2 separate regions of the Homo sapiens genome follow, and region 2 is linked to region 1. The links are chromatin loops, found by intact Hi-C in ENCODE. Cell type or tissue: stomach. All regions are shown on one strand. Links, peaks and the distances in the headings refer to the core of each region. The heading gives the core; the rest is flanking DNA.

Region 1 (7,352 bases), core at 1,892-5,891:
AATAATTCAGCAAATAGTTCTAATTTAATTATTCAAATTTGTATCTCTCTCATGCCTTAAATGATACTTGCAACCTACAAAGAAAAGAACATAGAATATATACTAACAGTACTCCTAAAACAAAATAATTTCTTTTTGCCTGTATTATGCTTACAATAAAGAATTTTGCTGAATTATTAGGCTATTTTTTCTTACTTTTAAAATGTGCAGTAGCCTTGGGCTCCAGGTCTTATCAGCCATTGGTCAAGAACCTGATTAGAATTTTGCATCAAAAATAGACAAGAGAACATGATACCACTCTTTATCTTCCAGAGATAAAACATGGAAGGATTATTCAGATGAAGTTGTAAAGTAACAATTTTTTCTGAGAGTACTTTTGAAAAGAAGGAGGGAAGAGGTCCTTAGGTAGGTTAGCACTAGCTCTGTGCCAGTGTCTGTGCCAGGCTCTGAGCATAGAGGAGGGATCCAGTACTTGCCAGTCATTCCCTTCACTACCATTATTTGATTTTAAAATTAATTTTACTATGTTAAGAGGAGGTCAGCTCTTACGGCACCTGTAGAATGATGCATGTCATAGCTAAAAGGTATACTTTTTGTTAACCACAGAAGTAGCAGTATAGGGTGACAGAAGAACTTTGAGCAGAAACTTGGTGTATTAGCTCTCACTGCCCTACCAAAATACCACAGCATGGGTGGCTTAAACAACAGAATTTTTTTTCTCACAGTTCTAGAGGCTAGCAGTTCAAGATGAAGGTGCCGGGAGGGTTGGTTTATTGTGAGCTCTTTCTTCCTGGTTTGCAGATGGCTGCCTTCTCTCTGTGTCCTCACATGGCTTTTCTTCCGTGCATTTTACTTCTGATGTTCATATAAGGACTTTAGTCCTTTGGGATTAGGACCCCACTCATGATTTTTTTTAACCTTAATTACCTCCTCAAAAGCCCTATCTTCAAATACAGTGACATTGGAGGTTAGTGTTTCAACATACGAATTTTTGGGGTGTGGGACAAAATTAATTTCACAACATTTAGCGACTTTGGTGCTGTCTCTTGGTTATAATACTATCTTGCTTGGAAGATCTTTCCCTCATTATGCCTCTTGTTTTTTCTTTACTTTTTTTTTTTTCCATGTGTAAAATGAAGTTGAAGTACATGATCTCTGTATATCTGCCAAAAGAAACCTGGCTTTTTCTCCAAGAAAACAAATTTAATGACCACTATTTCAAGTAATAAATAAGACAAAAATGACTCCTTGCAGAACTTGAGTACTAGAATGGTTTATAATTATTAACTGATATTTAGCGTTTATTTTATTCTATTAAATTGTCTCCTAAATTGTGTTAATCCACAGAGGAATACAAACTAAAAGGTTGTATTAAAAGACACTCTATGAGCCTGTAATTGACTTCTCTCAATCTCAAAAACCAACATCTTAAATAATGCATCATAAAGTAAAGCTAGCAATGCATTCAAAGATCCAGCGTATTTAAACATTTCAGACGCAATATTTGTTGACATGATGGTTCATCGTAAAACATTAATATGGTAAATGCCTAGGGAATTTATAAATGCATACACATCAAAATGTTAATTAATTAAAATGAATTAAATTTAGTAAAACTATTATTATCCATGCCTGGCAATTTACGCAAAGAAAGAATTAGGTCCTGTTCGCACTGCTGCTTGATGAGTAGAACACTGGATTAATTATCAAGAATCACAGACAGATTGTTGTTGTTTACATATACTACTTAGAAAGTCAGATTTCTGGACACAATAGATATGCACTTCAGCTATAATGTTAAGGTGGCAGGTCATTAAGCATGATTAGAAGTCAGGCTTCATCTGCAATCCAGGGTTCACATGAAAGCACAGTACATATTTTCTAGCAGGAAGTAAGGTAGGAATGGGGGCAGAAATAAGATTAAGATTCAGAGACGGGAAAGGAGATGCACAGAAAATGAATCAAAGAGCTGCCAAGCCCATTTCCATCACTCCTTTTGACTACAAATGCAGCAGCTGTCTTCTTGGGATGTTTGAAATGTGCTCCTTCAACCTCTGTCAAAGAACATTAGGTACCATAATTTTGCTAGTATATGCTCATGACTTTGCTGCCTGAACTTAAGTAGCACATTCCAGTCTATAATTTCAACTAAGAGCAAAATGAACAAGAGCCCCATAGACTCAATCCTTACCCTTTAGAAGCTGGTAATTGGAAAAAGTGGCCATAATGAAGAGCCCAAAAGAGGAAAATGTAATTAACCAGGAGCTGTGTATAGTGTTTAATTTGATTTTCTTAGCTTGTTAGCTCAGCTGGTTGGAGTGTGGTGTTAATAACGTTAAGATTGCAAGTTCAATTGCCATATGGGCCAGTTAGTTTCACTCAATTCTATGGCTACGGACCAAATGAGTTCTATTGGTCGCAAGAGGAAATAGACAAGAGAGGGTGGATTAGAGAAAATCTATTAATACCACTGTCAAACAAACTCAAAACACTACTGTCAAGGGCAGGGCTGCAGTGAAGACTGCATTTTAATTATTTAAAAGTGGGAAAATGTAAAATTCTGAGAGGTGAAAATTGAGACAAAAATTTAGACTTTCTGAACACTATAATTAGTGTCCTTTATCAAATCAGGAGAAGTTTGCCTGATAAATGTATTTCAGTTGCTTCTTAACTGAGTTCTCAGACATCTAAATTCTAATGTGACTGGGAATATGGATTTCAGCTGAAGTGGATTAGATATGTAAGATGAGAGAGATTCACAGCGGAGAGAGACAGTCTTTAGGGCTGACTGGGGAGGAAAGCAGAAATAAGGAAAATAAGGTTGGTAATAGAAACACAACGTTAAAGAACAGGAAATTGCTTTGTCATTTACTCAATCTGAAATAGGTCCAGTGTCTGGACAGACTCACCCAATCTTATGATTGGGCTCTAATCCCCTCTTAGAACTGTGATCTATTTTAAGTTAAGTAAAGGTGAAGTCCTAAACAAACCCTGGAATAAACCAATTACAAAAGATTACAACGTACATCTACATAACTACCTTAGCCCAGGGGAAAATGTGCAGGCAATTCCTCTTTATCCTAAGATCCTGAAACCACAAACACACATCTACAACTGAGTGCTATCATACTTAACACATATGTAACATGCAATAGTCACTTTGCTATATGAAACCAACATGTCTGGAACTGTTTTATAATACTCCCAGAGAAATATGGGAGAAAAAGTTTGACCTAAATTAATTTGCTAGCAAATCCTTATCATAATGACACGGCTGATAAAGAATCTGGAGTATGAGTATTGAATAAATCAGCCCCGGGGGGAGGAGCGGGTTCTTTAAGAACCAAGAGCAAGTATGCAGCACCGTTTGCAGGTCACCTGTTCCCCCTTTAACCCACAAATCTGGTTCTCCTCTCGTTCTATCTTACTTCAGCCGCAAGGAAAATCAGTCATATCTTTGGTCTTTCCATTCTTAAGCAAAACAAGACCTTTCTGGCACGTTTCGTGAGAATCCCAGATAAAAGTTATATCTGTAAAGTTCTACAGCTTGCCTGAAAGTTCTCAGGACTCTTAAATTTCCCGGTGGGAAGCAGGGAAAAAACCAAGTACAACTTCCCTCCTCAGTCTCTCCCGATAAATGCACCAGTAAGCAAAATTTGATAGAAAATTAAAGACATAATTCTCTATTTGACGTTATATGAATAAAAACAACTGGCATACTATTAGGTTTCTTTTGAATGGTGATTCATTCTAGAATTCAGCCCCAAACTTTTTTGTACTCTCCTCTTTAAACGTTTTCTTTCATAATAAATAGCAGAGACAAAAGTGTTTCTATTGGGAAGTGTGAGAGTAAAGAGATATACAATTAACTAGTGGTCTGCTCAGTTACAGGAAAAATGCCTGAACAGCATTCTGTTATCTTGCAATAATGGGGCCATTTATGTGCATCACATTTTCATTTTCAGTTCTGTGCTAATTTAAATCATTTTCATTTGAATTCCCAATCTTAACTTTTTCCCCTACACATGCCTGGCTAATAAAAATGCTTGATTTATTAATATTGCACTTATTACAATATTAATTGTACTTTATTAATAAAGAGTTACAGCACTTTATTAATAAACTAAATTTCAGCAACTAGATCTAGTAAGGCAATTACAAATACTACGGCCAGCTAGAATAATATTTTAAGTGTTTTAGAAATGTCAGATGAAAACTTGTTAAACCAGACAAGCACCAATGACAGTTAATAGCAGTGTTCTCATGCCCCCTGTTGGTTACTTACTTGAGAATCGCATTGAAGCTAAGTCATTTTGCAACCAGAGAAAAAATGTCCAATGTTTTCACTTGAATCTGGTTTGGATCATAAACTAAAAGGTATTTACACACACACACACACACACACACACACACGAATGTATCCCTCTGGTTTCATGTTTGAATTGAAGCTAAAAAAAAGTGAGATTTAAAGAGAGGGTGAATTTTGCATTGGGTGTGAAAAACTCCCACATCCACTTACACTCACAATTGGTGAGTGCCATCCATGTATTAAGTATTTTCTCATGAGATTTTAACATTTTGGTATAGCGCAAAGAGCATGAACTTTTAAACTACGTAGTCCTGAGTTTGAACCAAGTGAATTTATCTTCCTTATCAATCACATTAAACCATATAAACATGGAAAGTTATTTTTTTATCTTGAAAATGATTTGGGTTATAATTCTTATTACACATTGTTGGTTTGAAGATTAAAAGATAAATAGTTTGTCTGAAAGTGCCTACTAAGTATATGTTAAATGCTAAGTAATTGTTAGTTTTTTTTTTTTTACAACTCTCTGATGTAAACATTATCTATATCTCACTTTTTAGATAGAATAATTGAGGTTCAGGCATATAGAAAAAAGTGGCCAAGCTTTTGCAGCTAGTGAATGATAATGCTGGCATCAAAACCCAGAACATTTTGCCTCTAATGCAAGCATATTTTGTGATATTGTTTATACAACTTTATTATAACTCAGTGTTACAAAATCAGGTCTATATAAGCTACTCTACCTTGATTTACATCTTATAAAATTTAATAAGCAAAATGTGGAAAAAGAAGGAGTGGTCTTATTTAAAAAGTGTCCTGAACAATATTCTAACAAAGATTTGACTTTCGAAAAATAAAATCAGAGTATTCTCAAAATAATCACTGACTATTCTCAAAAATAATGCTAAAATATTAATTATTTGACAACAATTTACTCTCTTTGTGAACATAATATACCATCTCTTTGCATTTTGCTACTACTTCTCCTATTAGAAATACCAGCTTCTAGGAAGTTCTCAAGGGTTTTTATATCTACTCTATAAATGAATGAAAAGTTCTTACAGATTTTCATTACCACGTGGACGTCTATAAGCAGAATTAAATATTAATGTAAGTACAGATGTTTAATTATCAAGTAGAATTGATAATATTCTCAACACAAGACACCTAAAATAATTTTATTTTATACTCAGAAATTAAATGTCATCATTTATTAATTGGTCAGACTTTTTTTTTTTTTGACTCAGTCTCACTCTGTCGCCCAGGCTGGAGTGCAGTGTGGTCAGACTTTTAAAATAATATAATTAGAAATAAATTTGTGTTTTCCACCAGCGCTTTAGGTTGCAAATTATTCAAAATTACTGAATCATGTCCAAATATTCTAATTGTTATAATAATTCTGTTAGAAGAGGAGCCACATATGGGAGTAATTAAATACACACTTGTTTCTATTTTAGGGTAACGTGGAAAAGCCTAGGGACTTAAATATCTGCCCACTCATGTAATTTCCTGGGTAGATCATAAATCAACGTTAATAAGTCCAAAGTATCAATTTTTGATGGGTCTGGAATTTGCACATATATATTTCATAATGAATCAGTGTAGGTCATTTCTTTATCAGCAAAGACATGTGCCATTATAATTATACTAATCTTAGTGGAAAGTGCTAAGTTAAGGTCATACAAGTCAATTAAGCTTTGTTGAATGGGATAAACTAAAATAAATAATTATATACTGGTACAAGAATGATGTGTTGGATACAGAGTTACATCATTCTTGTAAGTCCATTTCTTGATCTATTCATTAACAAGTATTTACTGGTAAAAGACAACTTGGTGTAAATCTGATTAACTACTTGCTAACAGGCATACAGCAACTACCTCATAGCTTCAAATCTCTCTTATCTTTAAATTAGTGACAAAAAATGCCCAACTTCACAAGATTGCTGTAGAATTCAAAATACATTAGAATTCAAAATACAGTAAAAGTGGCATTTAATATCTCTGCAGTAAATATTATCTCAGTCTAAACACCTCTCTATAAAGGGTTTCTTGAACCATAAATTATTGGACAAGAATACATTTTACATCCTTTCTAAATCTAACCTTTGATAGTACTACAAATTCACCATGCCTAAATGTCAGAACTAGATACTGGGATATTGTTCCAGATTCTTCTTTGCAATGGATGTTTCTAAAATAAAATGTGTATCAACCTTATTCCATAATTTTAATCAAAGTATATCGTGTATGGAAACAGATAATGTTTCTTTAAAAACTTTTATATTAAGTTCAGGGCTAGAAGTGCAAGTTTGTTACATAGGTAAACTTGTGTCATGGGGGTTTGTTGTATAGATTATTTTGTCACCCAAGTATTAAGCCTAGTACCCATTGTTTTTCTTGATCCTCTCCTTCCTCCCAACCTTCACCCTCCAAAAGGCCCTAATGTGTGTTTTTCCCCTCTATGTGTCCATGTGTACTCATCATTTATCTCCCACTTATAAGTGAGAACATCTGGTGTTTGATTTTCTGTTTCTGTGTTAGTTTGCTAGGGATAAGGGCCTCCATCTCCATCCATGTCCCTGCAAAGGACGTGATTTCATTCTATTTTATCACTGCATAGTATTCCATGGTGTACATTACTACATTTTCCTTAGTCTATCATTGATAAGTATTTAGGTTGATTCCATGTCTTTGCTATTGTGAATACCGCTGCAATGAACGTACACATGCATGTGTCTTTATAATAGAATGATTTATATTCCTTTGGGTATATACCTAGTAACGGGGTTGCTGGGTCAAATGGTATTTCTGTCTTTTGGTGTTTGAGGAATCGCAACACTGTCTTCCACAATGGTTGAACTAATTTACACTCCCACCAGCAGTGTAGAAGTGTTCTTTATGCTCCACAACCTTGCCAGTGTCTGTTATTTTATTGACTTTTTAATAATAGCCATTCTGACTACTGTGAGATGGTATCTCATTTTCATTTTGATTTGCATTTCTCTAATGATCAGTGATGTTGAGATTTTCTCATGATTGTT
Region 2 (7,352 bases), core at 1,677-5,676, 1.0 Mb before region 1:
TTACAGGCGTAAACCACAGTGCCCGTCCAAAATAGTTGTGATTATTGTTATTATTATGTTTTTTAGAGACAGGGTCTCACTCTGTCCCCCAGGCTGCAATGACACAAACTTGGCTCAATGCAGCCTTACCCTCCTGGGCTCAAGCAATCTTAATACCTCAGCCTCCCAAGTAGCTGGGCCTAAAGGCACATGCCACTATGCCCCCCTAATTTTTTGTAATTTTGTAGAGATGGTAGTCACTCTATGTTTCCCAAGCAGGTCTCAAACTCCTGGGTGCAAGCCATCCTCCCATCTTAGACTCCCAAAGTATTTGGATTACAGGTGTGAACCACCATGTTCAGCCTATCACTTATTTGAGTAATACATAATTTGTATTTTTTCTGCTTTTTTTTTTCTGAAACAGGGTCTCACTCTGTCACCCAGACTGTAGTTCAGTGGCGTCATCAAAGCTCACTGCAGCCTCTAGCTCCTGAGCTCAAGCAATTCTGCCACTTCAGCATCCTGATTAGCTAGGTCTACAGGCACATGCTACCATGCCCACTATCTCATTCTTTTTTAGCTTGTTTTTCCTAGACTGAATTTTCCGTATCTTTCACATTTTCTTATAATTACCTTCTTTTATATTATTTTGTCAATTGTCATGAATTTAGTTTGTTGGTTGGCTTTTGAAGACTCGGTCATATATTCTTTGCCTAGGCCAATATCCAGAAGAGTTTTTCCCAGGTTTTCTTTTAGGATTTTTATAGTTTTCAGGTATTATATTTAAGTCTTTAATCCATCTCAAATTAATTTTTGTAGATGATAAGAGGAATGGGCCCAGTTTCATTCTTCCTGTGGCTATCCAATTTTCCCAGCACCATTTATTGAACAGGATGTCATTTCCCCAGTGCAAATGTTTTTGATAACTTTGTTGAAGATCGGTTGGTGGTAGGTCTATGGCTTTATTTTTGTGGTCTGTCTTCCATTCCATTGATCTATGTGTTTATTTTTATATCAGTACTACACTCTTTTGCTTACTACAGCTTCAATTTAGTTTTCTGTAATTTCCAATAGGTTGTTTTAAGCATTCTTAACAAAATAATGTTTATCAAATCAAAACAATGTATTTTCATCTTTTTAGACAGTTTGTTCTTTATTACTACTTGCTCTAGCTTTATAGCTGAGATATGTTCTTTTGTATCTAGAGAACGAAATTAAAACTAAAGTTCTGCTTTGTTTATAGCAACAAAAGTGTTTTGTGACAGCAACTCTTTGATTAGCAATAAAAGTCCCTGGCTTTTGACCTCTTGTGTTTTTACATGGTTTTGACACTTTTCATTTTTGTACTCAGTTAAAGGAAAACCTTAAAAATAGTTCTCTGCTTACAGTAACTACTCACTCTGAAAAAGAAGCCTTTCTAATGTTGTTCTTTATATATGTGACAGCCACACATCAAAAGAGCTTCCAATACACTGTGGCTACTCATTCTAAAAAAGATTTCTACTGCCCAAATATTATTCTTCTTAGGGTTGCTTTTCAATCAATAACAGTTAGTCATGCCCAATATCATTTAATGAATATAGCTATACAATAGGAAATAATGTTCAGAAGGAGATGTTCTCTGCCCTCACGGAGCTAAGAACATGCCAATCACTGCCTTCATCTTTGGGGTTTATCAGGATTCCTCCATTGAGTACCTAGCTGTCTTTTTAACCATAGAACATTCTATTTTTGAAGCCAGAAAAATCATATGTCTTCCTTCTAGGTCAAGTGTTTGTTTCACTTTTAATTGCATTTAGCCAAATCTCTAGTGACAAGTCTGGTAAGAGAGTCAAGTTTTAAGCAGCAATGTGGCTTTACTCAATTTATTTATTTATTTATTTATTTATTTATTTATTTATTTATTTTTATGTTGGTCATAAATTTGGTGTCTAGTGGGATAAGAAAAAATTGAACACCATATTTATGTTGCTTGTGAGTCAAATTGTCACTATTGTCTTAGGGTTTCTAAAACTATTTAGACTTTCTTCTTTGGCAAAAGACCTCTCCGTTGCAGAATCTCTTTGTCTCATAAAAATTAATGTACCTATGTCAATTAGTTCAACCATTTTGGAAGACAGTGTGGCTATTCCTCAAAGACCTAGAGGCAGAGATACCATTGGACTCAAGAATCTCATTACTGGATACATACCCAAAGGAATATAAATCATTCTATTATAAAGGTACATGCATGCATATGTTTATTGCAGTACTATTTACAATAGCAAAGACATGGAATCAACCTACATGCCCATCAATGATAGACTGGATAAAGAAAATGTGGTACATATACACCATGGAATATTATGCAGCCATAAAAAAGAACAAGATCATGTCCTTTGCAGGGGCATAGATGGAGTTGGAAGCCATTCTCCAGCAACCTAATGCAGGAACAGAAAACCAAACACTACATGTTCTCACTTATGAGTGGGAGCTGAATGATGAGAATACATGGACACATGGTGGGGAAAAACAACACACACAGGACCTGTTGGGGTGGGGTTGGGGGAATAGCATCAGGAAAAATCGCTAATTGATGCTGGGCTTATTACCTAGTAGGTGGGGTGATCTGTGCCACAAATCATCAAAGCACACATTAACTTATGTAACAAAACTGCACATCCTGACCATTTATCCCTGAACTTAAAATAAAGGTTGAAGGGAAAGTTAAAGAAAGTACGAGATGTGTTTGAGCTAAAAAGCAAGGCTTTGTGTCAATGGAAATGCCATACATGTCATATCTCAACATGTAACACTATCAAAAATTAGGCAAAATGTTTCATTTTCCCGGTGTCAAACACCAAAAATTATTTTTGGCATTTTAATTACTGTTTTTATTCCATTAGGCCTTCTGTGAGTAGGGATATTTTGTGTAAAATTCTAATAATCCCTTATACTTTTTATGAGCAGATATATTGCTTCATTAAATCTGATTGTTTATAGCTAATAATAAAAACTTTACCAAACCTAAAAAAAATTAATGTACCTAATTTTTATATGAATTCTTATTTTATTTATTGAGAGGAAACTGTAGATATGTGGATAGTCAATAAATGTAGATTCATGATTTCTTGCAATTTACAACTTTAAATAGCAGTAATGGTCATACTTATTACCAAGCATCAAAAATTTGATAAACCTATCCAGCAGATGGCGGTGTTACCATAATGTGGTGTGTGTTTAATAGATTATTTTAGTCTTAAAAGTTTTAGAAGACAGGTGCTATTTGCATTTAAATGGAACCATTGTTCAAGTATTTAAAAAAATGATACCATCCATGAGGCAATTTGGTAGTGTGTGTGCAATATATCAAGAAATTATGTGTAGAAGTTATCAATTAACATAAGAAAATCATTAGAAATATATAAATTATATATAATTCATTTATAGTTATAAACTTTATAAATTATAATTTTACCTTATATTTATGTGTAATTTATATATGATAAACATGATTATTCAAAAACAGTATGAGTGTATTTGAAAAATATTTTAGTAATATTCTATTTATTATCTGAATTTTATATACATATATGTATGAGTAATTTATTTTAAAATTTCATGGGTTTTTTTGAATAGAAGTAATTTATAAATCTATATATTTGATTTTTCTAAAATACTTTGTCCCAATTCTGTAGTAGCAAAATTAAATTGTAGTTATTTAACTTATTGAATTCATGTAAAAGATTTTAATTTAAACAGTTACTATGAGCAAAACAAACAAGTTAACAGTTCCTCTTACCTATTCAGAACTGAGAAACTATAAGATCTTGAACAGTGTCCAGAAAAATGATAAGATACTGAGAAAGAAAGGCAATGTCAGCATCACAGGATAAGAGTATTAGCTAAGAAAGTACACATCTCACTAGAATTTAGAAGGACCACAGGTACTTCCATGTACAAATATTTATTTTGTTTTTATACTATGATTTTCCTCTGTCATTGGCCATTATTTTTAATTTGTGGGAGAAAATGTACAAGACCTTACATGTACAAGGAATTACATTTGATATTAATGTTTTTCCTAGCATAACATTCAGTAGACTTTTAATAGCTACTTAGTAAGTTAATATGGTCAATCAATTTTTTATGTTCTAATCAAAATTTATTCTATTTACTTTGCCTCTAGGAGAGAGGAAGAAAGTGACATTCTTGGGCATGGATCAATGGCACCACAAATCCCATATTTTGAATTTCAATATTTATGCCAATAACTCAAGTATTTATTTTTGATAGTGAAAGCGTGATTGTAGTTACTTTGATGAAAGTTTTCAGTGGTAAATAATTAATATGCATCATGTTATATTGCATTTGGTTATATGCAATAATTAATACATATTTTGTATATTCTTACTTTAAAATAAATATGTATTTATTTTTAAAGAATAAAGCTTACAGAATGACAACTAAAAATACTCCTTTCAAAACTTTTGTTGTATCCAGCAGAGTAACCACTGTCATCAATGTTGTATATAATTGTCCATATATTTTACATATATTAGCCAATACAGATATATTTTTATCAACTTGTATCCCACTATAAATATTTATCTATAATAGTTTGCAGGACATTTAATACATATTTTTATTAATTTTTATCCTATAAATTTAATATGTTTTCTTGGTTCAGAGCTAAATAATACAGAAACATGATAAAAGCAAGTTTTCTTTCTTATAGCACACCTCCTAAACTCAATATCAATTTCATTCCTGTTAACAATTAGGTATAAACTCATCATGTATTTCTTTTCTATTAGTGTTTCACTAGATCTGAATATTTTTTCTACTTTTTGGAGTTCTTTCTATGGTAAGAAAATACATTCTTAGTCAACTATTAATAACATTTTTCAGTTTTATTTCTTCTTTAGACTTGATTTATTTTGTTTTACTTAGATTTTAGCAACAGTAGTCGAAAAGGTTAGGTAGTGAAATATATCAACTTTTAGCTTTGGAGAGTCTGAGTATTATTATTTCAAATTAAGGCATTCATTCCCTATGATTAGAATTGAAAAATATTCACTTATATATTTTGTTGTCACTTTTGTGACACTGTTAATTTTTTAACATACAAATATTTTATCCATCTAATTGTTTTGTTGTATGAAGGAGTTAGAGTTTTTTTGCTTTTCCTAAATGGTTAGTTTTAACATTAGAGGAATGGCTTTCTGGTGATCTTTTCCAGAGAGTACCTTTCAAATAAGAACATTTCAACAAGTCTGATTTCATATAAAAATATATGTCATGCCTTTACTTGAAAATTTGATCTAGTGATGAAACAGTAAGCAATATTTGTTTTAAAAATAATGCTTTAATTTGTGTTCTAAAATTGAGGTTATGTTGCCTGTGAGTCAGATGTCACTGTTATTTGGGGGCTTCTAAAACAGTTTAGGGTTTTTTCTTTGTCAGAAGACCTCTACATTGTAGAATCTCTGTCTCATGAACAAAATTTAGACTAGAGCTAGGAGTGATAGCACCTCTTAAAAGTTGTTTATTTCTGCCATCCATTTGCTAGAATGATCACTTTCATAAAAATCCTTGACTTGTGATTCTATTCCCTTTAATTTGTGACGATGGCAACCAATTCAGAGATTCATTAAAGATTCTATCTCAGTTTTAGAAAACACTATTAAGAAAACCAATATGTTGTATTACCTTCTTATAGCTTCTCATTTTGTTCCAAATCTATCTTATGTTAAAGGAGGAATAGTTAAATTGTTTAAAATAAAATATTGTCTAAATGATTAGAAAGATTCCTTATTCTGGTCACCTCTCCATCAGGGTTGTTTTTTTTTCTGTGGTGTATCTATGAGCCTCTTGAAATCTAGTACTCAGAAATAAATGCAATATATCAGATATAAGCTGAACAATAGAATTTACAGTTTTCATATCAATAGCACTACACTTCTAAACATGCAGGTCAACGAATAATCACTTAATAATTTGTAGCTGTTTTTTTCAAATGATTAAAATGTAAGGTAACTCTTCAAGCTTATGGTCAACTAAAATCTCATGAATAAAATGTTAATTTGGTTATCACCTTTAAACACACTTTAAGCTTAAATATAAGTTATTCCATTATTTTTATTAAATAGAAAATTGTGGAATCGAGACAAGAATTTTAGTTTATTTTATTAATTTATAAAAGTATTAATTTAGAGATTAAAATGTGCCAATTTCCTGATTATTACAACAAAGGAAGCTAGATCAAACAAGGTTTCTGCACTTCTCCAAACATAGAATCTGTGACACATATTTAGCTCAAATTAACTAAATAAATGAACCATTTGGAGAAAAAAGCTAAGGAAGCACTGACCAGAGAGAAAGAAGGAGGCTGCTTGTGCAATAATTACACTTAGCTACCTAGAGACTTGTTCAATGATATAGGGACCTGTACTTGTCAGGAGGTGGATAAGATTGCTGGGTAAAGATTCTATATTATAGAATTTGTCTCTAATACTACAGCAATACATTCAATACTTTCCAAATTTAAGTATTAGTACAATGTTGAAAGATAAGCAAGTAAAAAACAGGCATGAAGCTTAAATGAACTTGACTTATTCTTCATAAACATATACAGACTGAGCATTCTCCATATCCTTCTCAATTAAACTTGAAACAGCACTAGAATATTAAAATGTGTTGTCACAGTAACAATACATATACAACTCTAAAATGTGCCACTATAGAATATGATAGAACAAACACACAAAAATGTCACATGTAATTTAACTACCCAAATCATTTTAATTTTCTAAGAATATCTTGAATACAATGGTTTTCAACATCTGGTCTTTGGATTAGCTCCATTGGTGTCACCTGGGAACTTATTAGAAATATAAATTGTTTTTGCTTTTTTTTATTTCAATAGATTTTGGGGGAACAGATGATATTTGATTACATGAGTAAGTCACCTTATCCATGAAACATTTAGTGGTGATTTTTGAGATTTTGGTGCACCCATCACCCAAGCAGTGTACACTGTACCCAATGTGCAGTCTTCTATCCCTCAGCTCCCTCCAACCCTTCCCTCCAAGTCCTCAAAGTCCATTGTGTCATTTTTATGCCTTTGCATCTTCATAGCTTAGTTCCCACTTATAAGTGAGAACATATGATGTTTGGTTTTCCATTCCTGAGTTATTTCACTTAGAATAATGGTCTCCAATTCCATCCAGTTTGCTGCAAATGCCATTATTATGTTCCTTTTTATGGCTGAGTAGTATTCCATGGTTTGTGTGTGTGTGTGTGTGTGTGTGTGTGTGTATATACATAAATATAAAAATATATATATACACACATACATGTGTATATATGTAACATTTTGTGATATATATATA

What was found. Peaks named below come from ENCODE experiments on the same cell type or tissue, not always from the same donor. Only the 100,000 strongest peaks of a DNase experiment are listed, where the experiment ranks them.
Region 2: it touches region 1 in a loop (6-fold over the local background); 17 of 110 quality-filtered maps call a loop at or near these places.

What each region holds. Positions count from the first base shown.
Region 1 is chr3:167,028,203-167,035,554 of GRCh38, forward strand. No RefSeq gene overlaps it. Among named protein-coding and RNA genes, the nearest start is that of ZBBX, 350 kb to the right of the region's middle. In stomach, for the core only: no CTCF peak of the experiment used is centred there; a DNase peak (open chromatin) is centred at 4,269.
Region 2 is chr3:166,010,106-166,017,457 of GRCh38, forward strand. No RefSeq gene overlaps it. Among named protein-coding and RNA genes, the nearest start is that of BCHE, 180 kb to the left of the region's middle. In stomach, for the core only: a CTCF peak has its summit at 3,188 (motif pointing right); a DNase peak (open chromatin) is centred at 3,166.